Linked DNA regions of Homo sapiens: all the other regions are linked to region 3. Evidence: chromatin contacts called from ENCODE Hi-C or POLR2A ChIA-PET data. All regions are on one chromosome and are shown on one strand. Each heading gives the region's core, a stretch centred on a gene start or an enhancer-like site at or near the end of the contact. The rest is flanking DNA. Distances are from core to core; before and after follow the strand shown.

What was found. A loop is a pair of places that touch in the nucleus more often than their neighbours do. ChIA-PET counts read pairs that join two places held with the same protein, here RNA polymerase II (POLR2A). Pooled maps may share reads with other maps.
Region 1: a loop to region 3 is called in a map of kidney, with 2.4 times the contacts of the local background. The contact joins two enhancer-like sites. A Hi-C loop is called at or near these places in 1 of 168 maps with a recorded cell type or tissue (kidney). POLR2A ChIA-PET finds 5 or more read pairs at or near these places in 5 of 52 experiments (OCI-LY7, Panc1, activated B cell and 2 more).
Region 2: a loop to region 3 is called in a map of GM12878, with 4 times the contacts of the local background. The contact joins two enhancer-like sites. A Hi-C loop is called at or near these places in 6 of 168 maps with a recorded cell type or tissue (B cell, CD8-positive, alpha-beta T cell, Calu3 and 3 more), 30 of 37 single-sample maps with no recorded cell type and 9 of 50 pooled maps. POLR2A ChIA-PET finds 5 or more read pairs at or near these places in 7 of 52 experiments (GM12878, HepG2, MCF 10A and 4 more).

What each region holds. Positions count from the first base shown.
Region 1 is chr16:10,339,024-10,341,895 of GRCh38, reverse strand. No RefSeq gene overlaps it. Among named protein-coding and RNA genes, the nearest start is that of ATF7IP2, 46 kb to the left of the region's middle. Within about 2 kb of position 1,480, at least 2 of the 41 ENCODE cell types and tissues checked have a DNase peak (open chromatin) inside an H3K27ac peak, as active enhancers do.
Region 2 is chr16:10,256,069-10,258,768 of GRCh38, reverse strand. No RefSeq gene overlaps it. Among named protein-coding and RNA genes, the nearest start is that of GRIN2A, 75 kb to the right of the region's middle. Within about 2 kb of position 1,409, at least 3 of the 41 ENCODE cell types and tissues checked have a DNase peak (open chromatin) inside an H3K27ac peak, as active enhancers do; they include GM12878, where a contact is called at or near this core.
Region 3 is chr16:10,296,217-10,298,995 of GRCh38, reverse strand. No RefSeq gene overlaps it. Among named protein-coding and RNA genes, the nearest start is that of ATF7IP2, 88 kb to the left of the region's middle. RefSeq lists an enhancer at 1,159-1,208. Within about 2 kb of position 1,460, at least 5 of the 41 ENCODE cell types and tissues checked have a DNase peak (open chromatin) inside an H3K27ac peak, as active enhancers do; they include GM12878, where a contact is called at or near this core.

The DNA.
Region 1 (2,872 bases), core at 231-2,730, 43 kb before region 3:
AGTTAGGCGGATCACCTGAGGTCAGGAGTTTGAGACCAGCCTGGCCAACATGGAGAAACCCCATGGCTACTAAAAATACAAATATTAGCTGGGTGTGGTGGTGGGTGACTGGAATCCCAGCTACTCAGGAGGCTGAGACAGGAGAATCGCTTGAACCCAGGAGGCAGAGGTTGCAGTGAGCCGAGATTGCTTCACTGCACTCCAGCCTGGGCAACAGAGCTAAAAATAATTAGCTGGGTGTGGTGGAACATGTCTGTAATCCCAGCTACTTGGGAGGCTGAGGCAGGAGATCACTTGAACCCGGGAGGCGGAGGTTTCGGTGAGTCAACTTTGAGCCATTGTACTCCAGCCAGTGCAACAAGAGTGAAAAAAAGAATAGAAAAAAAAAGAATTTTTAAAAAAAGACATAAGACATTTCCTATAGGGCCTGAGATAACTTTCTGGGGTAATAGAAATAGTCTGTATCTTGATTGTGGTGGCTATTACACAGGTGTACACATTTGTCAAACCCACGAAATGGTACACTTTTGTTTTTTTTGAGACAGAGTGTCATTCTGTTGCTCAGGCTGGAGTGCAGTGGTGTGATCTCAGCTCACTGAAACCTCTACCTCCCAGGTTCAAGCAATTCTCCTGTCTCAGCCTCCCAAGTAGCTGGGACTACAAGCATGCACCACCATGCCTGGCTAATATTTTTTTGGTAATTTTTAGTAGAGATGGGGTTTTACCATGTGGGCCAGTCTGGTCTTGAACTCCTGACCTCAAGTGATCCACCTGCCTTGGCATCCCAAAGTGCTGGGATTCCAGGTGTAAGCCACCACACCTGACCTGTATACTTTTTAAAATAGGTTTTTTTTTTTTTTTTTTTTTTTTTTTGTGACAGAGTGTTGCTCGGTTGCCCAGTCTGGAGTGTAGTGGCATTATCTTGGCTCACTGTAACCTCCGCCTCCCAGGTTCAAACCATTCTTGTGCCTCAGCCTCCCAAGTAGCTGGGATTACAGGTGCCTGCCACCACACTTGGCTAATTTTTGTATGTTAGCAGAGATGGGGTTTCACCATGTTGGCCAGGCTGGTTTCAAACTCCTGACCCCAGGTGACCTACTCACCTCAGCCTCCCAAAGTGCTGGGATTACAGGCATGAGCCACTGTGCCCAGCCAAAATAGGGGAATTTTATTATAAGTTACACTGTTGCAGGAATCAAGGGACAGGAGAGACCAATGGGTGGGACATGAGGATTTTATTAGGTGAGCACCAGCCCAGTGGATTAACATCCAAAGGCTGAGCCCTGAGCAAAGACAGGGCTTGACTTTTATACATGCATCTGAAATGGGGTTGGCCGGTTTGATGGCGCGAAACCTGTAGAGCAGGCAAGCGAGCTTACAGAAGCAGAACAAAGGCAGTTTGTCAAACAGTGATAGGTTTTAGAACTCAAACTTATCTTGTGACCTTGCCGTGCTGCACAGAAGGGAAAAACAGGAACTTACAAAACTTGCAAAAATAATTATGAGAACAGAACAAGGAACAACGGTAAGGGGGAAGAATCTGAAGGGGGAAGCTGAAAGAAAAACTTGTTTTCTTCATCCCTGCTCTGGGATGGGAGGGAGAGGCTCTGGATCCCATCCCTTCTGGGCCCTGCCTCTGTAGATAGTGCTATCAAAGTCCCAACAGAGCCCTGCCCATTGCTGGGCCTTTGAGTGAGTCAGCCTAGTACAGGAAAACTTGTTTTTCTTTTTATGTCTTCTGCTTCAATACCACCTTAAAGTTAATTCTTAAAAAAGTAAGGTTCTCTACATGTAAGGTCCTCTGAATGGGCTACACCATGGTCAAGCCATTGTGACCCCTGTGACCCACACATACAGGCCTCCTGGAGTCACAAAGCCTGGAGCAACAAGAGAACCACTAAAGAAGAAGAAACAGCTAGTTCCTGCCTTAACTGATTAACCAAATTTGCAACATTCCACCATTGTCATATGTTCCTGCCCTACCCTAACTAATCAATCGACCTTGTGATACGGTGCCTTGTGACCTCCCCCTACCTCATGACTATGCATCTTATGACATTCTTCCCCTGCCCAAAAAAACTGCCCCTAAATGTAACTTTCCTCTTCCTACCCCAAACCTATAAAACCAGTTCCACTCCCACCACCCTTCATTGACTCCTTTCTCAGACTCAGCCGACTTGCACCCAAGTAAACAGCCTTGTTGCTCACACTAATCCTACTCAGGTGTTCCCTTATAAAGATGTGTGTAACACTATGCACTGCAGGTAAACACAAAGGAGGAGCACTTTGCACTTTTTTAGAAGATTTTTTTTTTTTTAAGAGACAAGGTCTCACTCTACCACCCAGGCTGGAGTATGATCATACCACACTGCAGCCTCAAACTCCTGGGCTCAAGCAATCCTCTCACTTCAGCCTCCTGAGTAGCTAGGACTACAGGTGTACAAAATTAGCCTAATTTTCACTTTTCATTTTTTGTAGAGACAGGCTCTCGCCATGTTCCCTAGGCTGGTGTCAAACTGCCAGCCTCAAGCAATCCTCCTACCTCAGCCTCCCTAAGTGCTGCAATTACAGTTATGAGCCACTGTGCCCAGTCCCATGCACTCTTTCAAGAGTGTAGGAAACTTCTTGGAAGGGATGGTATTGGAACTTCTACTTGAAGAATGAATAGGGCCGTATGGCAATTTAAAACCAGATCCTGAAATTCCATGGCCCTGCCCCCATCAAGATCTGTGACTGGTGATCTTTTTTTTTTTTTTTTTTTTTTTTGAGACGGACTCTCGGTCTGTCACCCAGGCTGGAGTACAGTGGTACAATCTCAGCTCATCGCAACCTCCGCCTCCCAGGTTCAAGCAATTCTCCTGCCTCAGCCTCC
Region 2 (2,700 bases), core at 160-2,659, 40 kb after region 3:
CTATTATAACTATTCTAATTGTAACTATTTTCTTCATTATACTGAAACAGTTTGTGCCTTCAGTCTCTTGCCTCGGCACCTGGGTAATCCTCTGCCCACAATTTATCACGTTCTTATTGAGTGTTCCTCAGCATTATGCTAGGAAGGGGGATACTGTAGTGAGTTAGACTTCACTCCTCATTTCCCAGAGCTTCAAATCGAGTAATGATGACTGCAGGCCTTCTTGGAGTCTTAATTAACTGAGTATACCTAATTTGCTCAAAAAGGAATTGGGTGTCCTGCATTTTCTGGCCTGAAAACCTTTTTAAATAAAACTACTTTTTGAGTTCATTATTCCTTGGAACACATCTTCGGGGAATTCTTGAGTTAGGCTGTAGTTGCTAACACTGAGGTTACCATAACCATTACTATCCCTTGTGTCCTCAGAGGCCTGGTGTTCATTGAGTGTTTACCTTGTGGCCTTCGCATTTGTCATTGTATTTATTATTTATTTTTATATTTTGAGATGGAATCTTGCTCTGTCACCCAGGCTGGACTGTAGTAGCACGATTTCGGCTCACTGCAACATCCATCTCCTGGGTTCAAGCAATTCTTGTGCCTCAGCCTCCTGAGTAGCTAGGATTACAGGGACCCGCCACCATGCCCAGCTAATTTTTAAATTTTTAGTAGAGACAGGGTTTCAACACGTTGGCCAGGCTGGTCTCAAACTCCTGACCTCAGGTGATCCTCCCGCCTCAGCCTCTCAAAGTGCTGGGATTACAGGCATGAGCCACCGGGCCCAGCCTTGTATTTATTTTTATTATTTATTAATTTATTATTTCTATTTTTAGAGACAAGGGCTTCCTCTGTTGCCCGGGCTAGAGTGCAGTGAATGATCATAGCTCACTGTAACCTTGAGCTCCTGGCTCAGGCGATCCTCCCGCCTCAGTCTCCTGTGTAGCTGGGATTACAGGTGCACCACCACACTTGGCTAATTTTTTTTGTTGTTGTTTTCTGTAGAGATAGGGTCTTGCTATGTAGCTCAGGCTGGTCTAAAACTCCTGGGCTCACACAGTCCTCCTGCCTCAGCCTCCCAAAGGGCTGGGATTACAGGCGTGCATCACTGTGCCTGGCTGGATCACTGTGTTTCATTCTTACACTGATGCTGATGTCAATACTTTTTAAAAATCCCTTCTTGATACATGAGAAAATGGAGGCATAGAGGAGTGACGTAGTCTGCCCAAGATCACCTACTTGGGAAGTGGCAGAGCCCAGATTTGGATCCTGCTAGAGCCTGCAGAACCCCTTTAACCCAATGGTTTGCCACTGAGGGTGATTTTGCTCCCACGGGTCAGCTGGCAATGTCAGGAGACATTTTTGCTTGTCACTAGTTGAGATGGAGGTGCATTGGCATCTTGTGAGTAGAAACCAAGGACGCTGCTAAACACCCTAACATGCACAGAACAACCTCCCACAACACAGAATTACCAGCCCCAAATGTCAACAGTTCCAAGGTTGAGAAACCCTGCTTCAGCTAATCATTACACGGGTTTTAGTTCTATGAGTACCCCACAATTCATTAGGGAGACAGGACAAAGGCATACATGAATTCTAGTACAAGGAAGAGGCATGCTACAGAAAGGGTATAAATCATCCTTATGGCCCTCATTAGACCTTTTAATTTCCTTATAAGCCCTTTATTGCCACGGCTAATCCTTGCTAACCCTGCTCAGGGCTGTTTTCAGCAGAGGAAAGTTACCGAGCCCGTCCCCGCCCCCCGCCCCGCTTGACGTCTGGCGCCTCCTGGTGGCCTCAGGAGAAACTCCATCTTCCTCAGATACCCCACAAAGTCCTTCCCCTTCACCTGCCCCAACTCCAACCTCAGCCGCATCTCCCTGGGGCCCCTCGGCATCCTGATATAGTCACTGCCTCCCGTTGGTGGTCACCTACTGGCCGCAGCCCGGGACCTCTCACAGGAGCTGCCCTCTCTGCCTGTGAGTTTCTCCATTCTTTTTTTTTTTTCCCAGCTTTTGCACTGGGTACACTTTTTTTTTTTAAACTCTCCACTATGTTAATGAGGACCATTTTTCTTCTGCTTTGCAAACCCTGCTCACCCCTTCAGACGATGCTTAAAGACCCTCTCCTCCTGGACATCTTTCTGATTCTCCCAGAAAAAGTGAATGGCAGGGTCTTTTGTGCTTTCAGGCCTGGGATTTATGGTTAGGTTATAACTTACTAATTTATGTCTCTTTGTTCGTCCATCTGTGTGTCTGTCCCTCCACCTGTGGCTTCTAAGCCTGACTACAAAATGTCCTGGAGGGATTGCTAAAAACAAAGAAAGAAACAAGCAAGCAAACGATCTCCATCACTACAGGCATTTGCGTATATTTTTACATTCCCAGGGGGTTCTGAAGTACCCTAACATCTGAAAACAGCTCTGTATTGTTGCTCTTCCTTGTTCAGATCTGGCTGAAATGTCACCTCCTAAAAGAAGTGTTCCCTGACCTTTTGTAGTATTAATGACAAGGTTGGAAGAGGTGGCTCGAGGATTTATCACTGGAGGCTTTGAATGCCAGGTTAGGCAAGACAACGGGACATGGCTCTGTGGGCTTCTTAGGGTTTTTACCAGAGGGAGGGAGGTGATTCCTGGTGAGTGTTGGCAGTGTTAGTCCAGCAGGTTGGTGCAAGATGGGTGCAGGAGAGGTGAGGGCTAGATGTGGG
Region 3 (2,779 bases), core at 211-2,710:
AACTTTTTTTGTTTGCTGGTTTATTTTTTTGTAGAGACAGAGTTTCGCCATGTTGCCCAGACTGGTTGTGAACTCTTGGTCTCAAGCAATTGGCCATGCCTCAGCTTTCCAAAATGCTGGGATTATAGGCATGAACCACTGTGCCAGGTCTTGCCACAGCATTTTGGCTAGTGGCTGGCACATAGATGCTCAGTAAACTTGTTCAACAAATGAGTAACAGAGAAGGAAGAAATAGTGAATAATCTGATATGTCAGACGGAATGGTCATTCCACCAGCAATGTAAGGAAGAAACAGAGACAGGTTAGAGGAAGGCAGTGGCAATGTCAAGTAGAATTGTGGGGACGGAGGGCATGCAGAACTCAACCTCTGGGAGGAGAAATAGAAAAGAGAAGCTATAACTTCTCATTCTTAGGCTGCCCTTTCTTTTGTGACAGCCTCTATCTTGCACCTGCCACTCATTGGTACTTTGCTACATAAAGAAAGGTTTTATGCTGTTCTAGTGATTAGAAAGTTCATGATAATTATAATAATTTCCTTTGGTTCTCTTGAAATTAGTCTAGATATGAGATTTCATTTGGTGTACCTTTTATTCAACTATACCGAGCTGGCTTTGATGATGCAAAACACAAAATAGTTAATTATCAATTATAACAGGACATTTACATAATTACCAAGCAGACCCAAATTGAGTTCATCCTTTTAGAATGAACTTCAAAAGCTGGCTTTGAGTTTCCTCATGATTTTCTTTACTTCCCCAGTTTCCTCACAATAAAATTGTGTTACCCTTATAATGGCATTTTGAAAAAAATAGACCGAAAAAATAAATCAATGATATATTTAACTTTTTCTGTTCTAATCACTCTAAGAGTTTTGGGACAATTGAGTATCACCAATTGAAGAAAAAAAAAAAGAAAAAAGAAAAAACAAAAAAAAGAATTTCCCCTGTTACCACAAAAGAAAAGAGACCATATCCTCCTCCTCTTAGAGTATTCCTGAGAGAAACCTAGTGGTCGTAAATTCTTACTTTAATCTTTTGGTGTGTCTATAAATCTCTTCAGAGGCAAGTAAGCCTCTTGCCAGATTTACAACCCAGAAACATTTTTTTCAAAGGTCTTGGATTTATCCCCTTTGAAATGCAAATGTCTGAGGCAACTATATCTTGGTCACCCAGTCACTGTGGGCGCCTTTCTCTGAACTAGCGGAGGTGGTCATGAGAAAGGAGACCACTCCTCATGTTGTCTTATACTTAATTTCTTGTTTGCTGAAAAGGTAGAAGTTAAAAGAATAAGCAGAAGTGAAATTCATAGTCAGACAGCCCAGCGTCACATTTCGGGCCTGGTAGTTAAAATTCAACCCCTGACCTCACTGCTTGAGTTATCTATAGATTCTAGACACTGTATGAGGAAGCGTTGTGAAACTCCCTGTTCTGTTCTGTTTCGTTGTGATTACTGGTGCATGCAGCCGTCAGTCACCTACCCCTCGCTTGCCCAATCGGTCACGACCCCCTCTTCATGCAGTCCCTTTAGAGGTGTGAGCCCTTAAAAGGGACAGGAATTACTTATTCAGGGAGCTCAGTTTCTAGGACTTGAGTCTGCCGATGCTCCCAGAAGAATAAAGCTCTTTCCTTCCACAATCCGGTGTCTGAGAGGTTGTGTCTATGACTCCTCCTGCTACAGTTAAAGAAATTTTACTAACTTTCCAGTCCACTTCAAGCCCAATTTTTTCACCATTGTTGGGAGTCAGAAACCGATACCCCAAAATAGGGCACTCTGATGGGCCGAACTGAGGAAGACCTAAGGTCTCTCTGACCTCACCCACCTACTTCTCATCGCTCAGTCCTCCGTGTCTCCCAAAACACAGGATGAAGTTGTTCTCTGAAGTTCCCTTATCTACCTAAAGCCCGGACCTGAAAAAGAAGAAAACAATGACCCCGGTCCCTGAGTTTTCATTAGCTGAACTCACATCGCAGGAAGACTGACTGAAGTCTGCCAACACACCTGAACAGACTTGTCACAAATCATTTTCTGCTCTGCAGACCCAACAGACTTTGTTCTGAGCCACTGTGTGTTCTCTAAGCCCATTGAATTCCCCTAAAAATCCTTTGTGGCTGGGAGCTGTGGCTCACGCCTGTAATCCCAGCACTTTGGGAGGCCGAGGCGGGTGGATCACCTGAGGTCAGGAGTTGGAGACCAGCCTGCCCAACACGGCATAACCCCGTCTCTACTAAAAATACAAAAATTAGCTGGGCATGGTGGTGGGCACCTGTAATCTCAGCTATTCGGGAGGCTGAGGCAGGAGAATTGCTTGAACCCAGGAGGCGGAGGTTGTAGTAGGTGGAGATTGCGCCAGTGCACTCCAGCCTGGGCGACAAGAGCAAAACTCTGTCTCAAAATAATAATGATAATAAAAATAAAAATCCTTTGCTATTCTCCTAAAATCATTCACACTTTTCCATGATCCTCTCCCCTAAGAAGTCGGATATAGAAGAATCTGTATCCCTTTGGGATATTAGGCCATCACTCTGCGATCCTCCCCAGCACATGCTAATAAACGTGTATGCCTTTTCTTCTATCATTTACATTTTGTCAGTTGATTTTCAGGGAACTTTCAGAGGGCGAAGGTTTTATTCGAATGGATAATATCCCTTAACTCGTACATGATCTATTGGAATAAAAAAACTTTAGCCCCTAAACATAATGTCAAACTCCCACATAGTCAGTGCCAGCTGGATAGGAATGAGATTCTCTACTTTGCTTCTAGAGGTTGAATTTTTTTTTT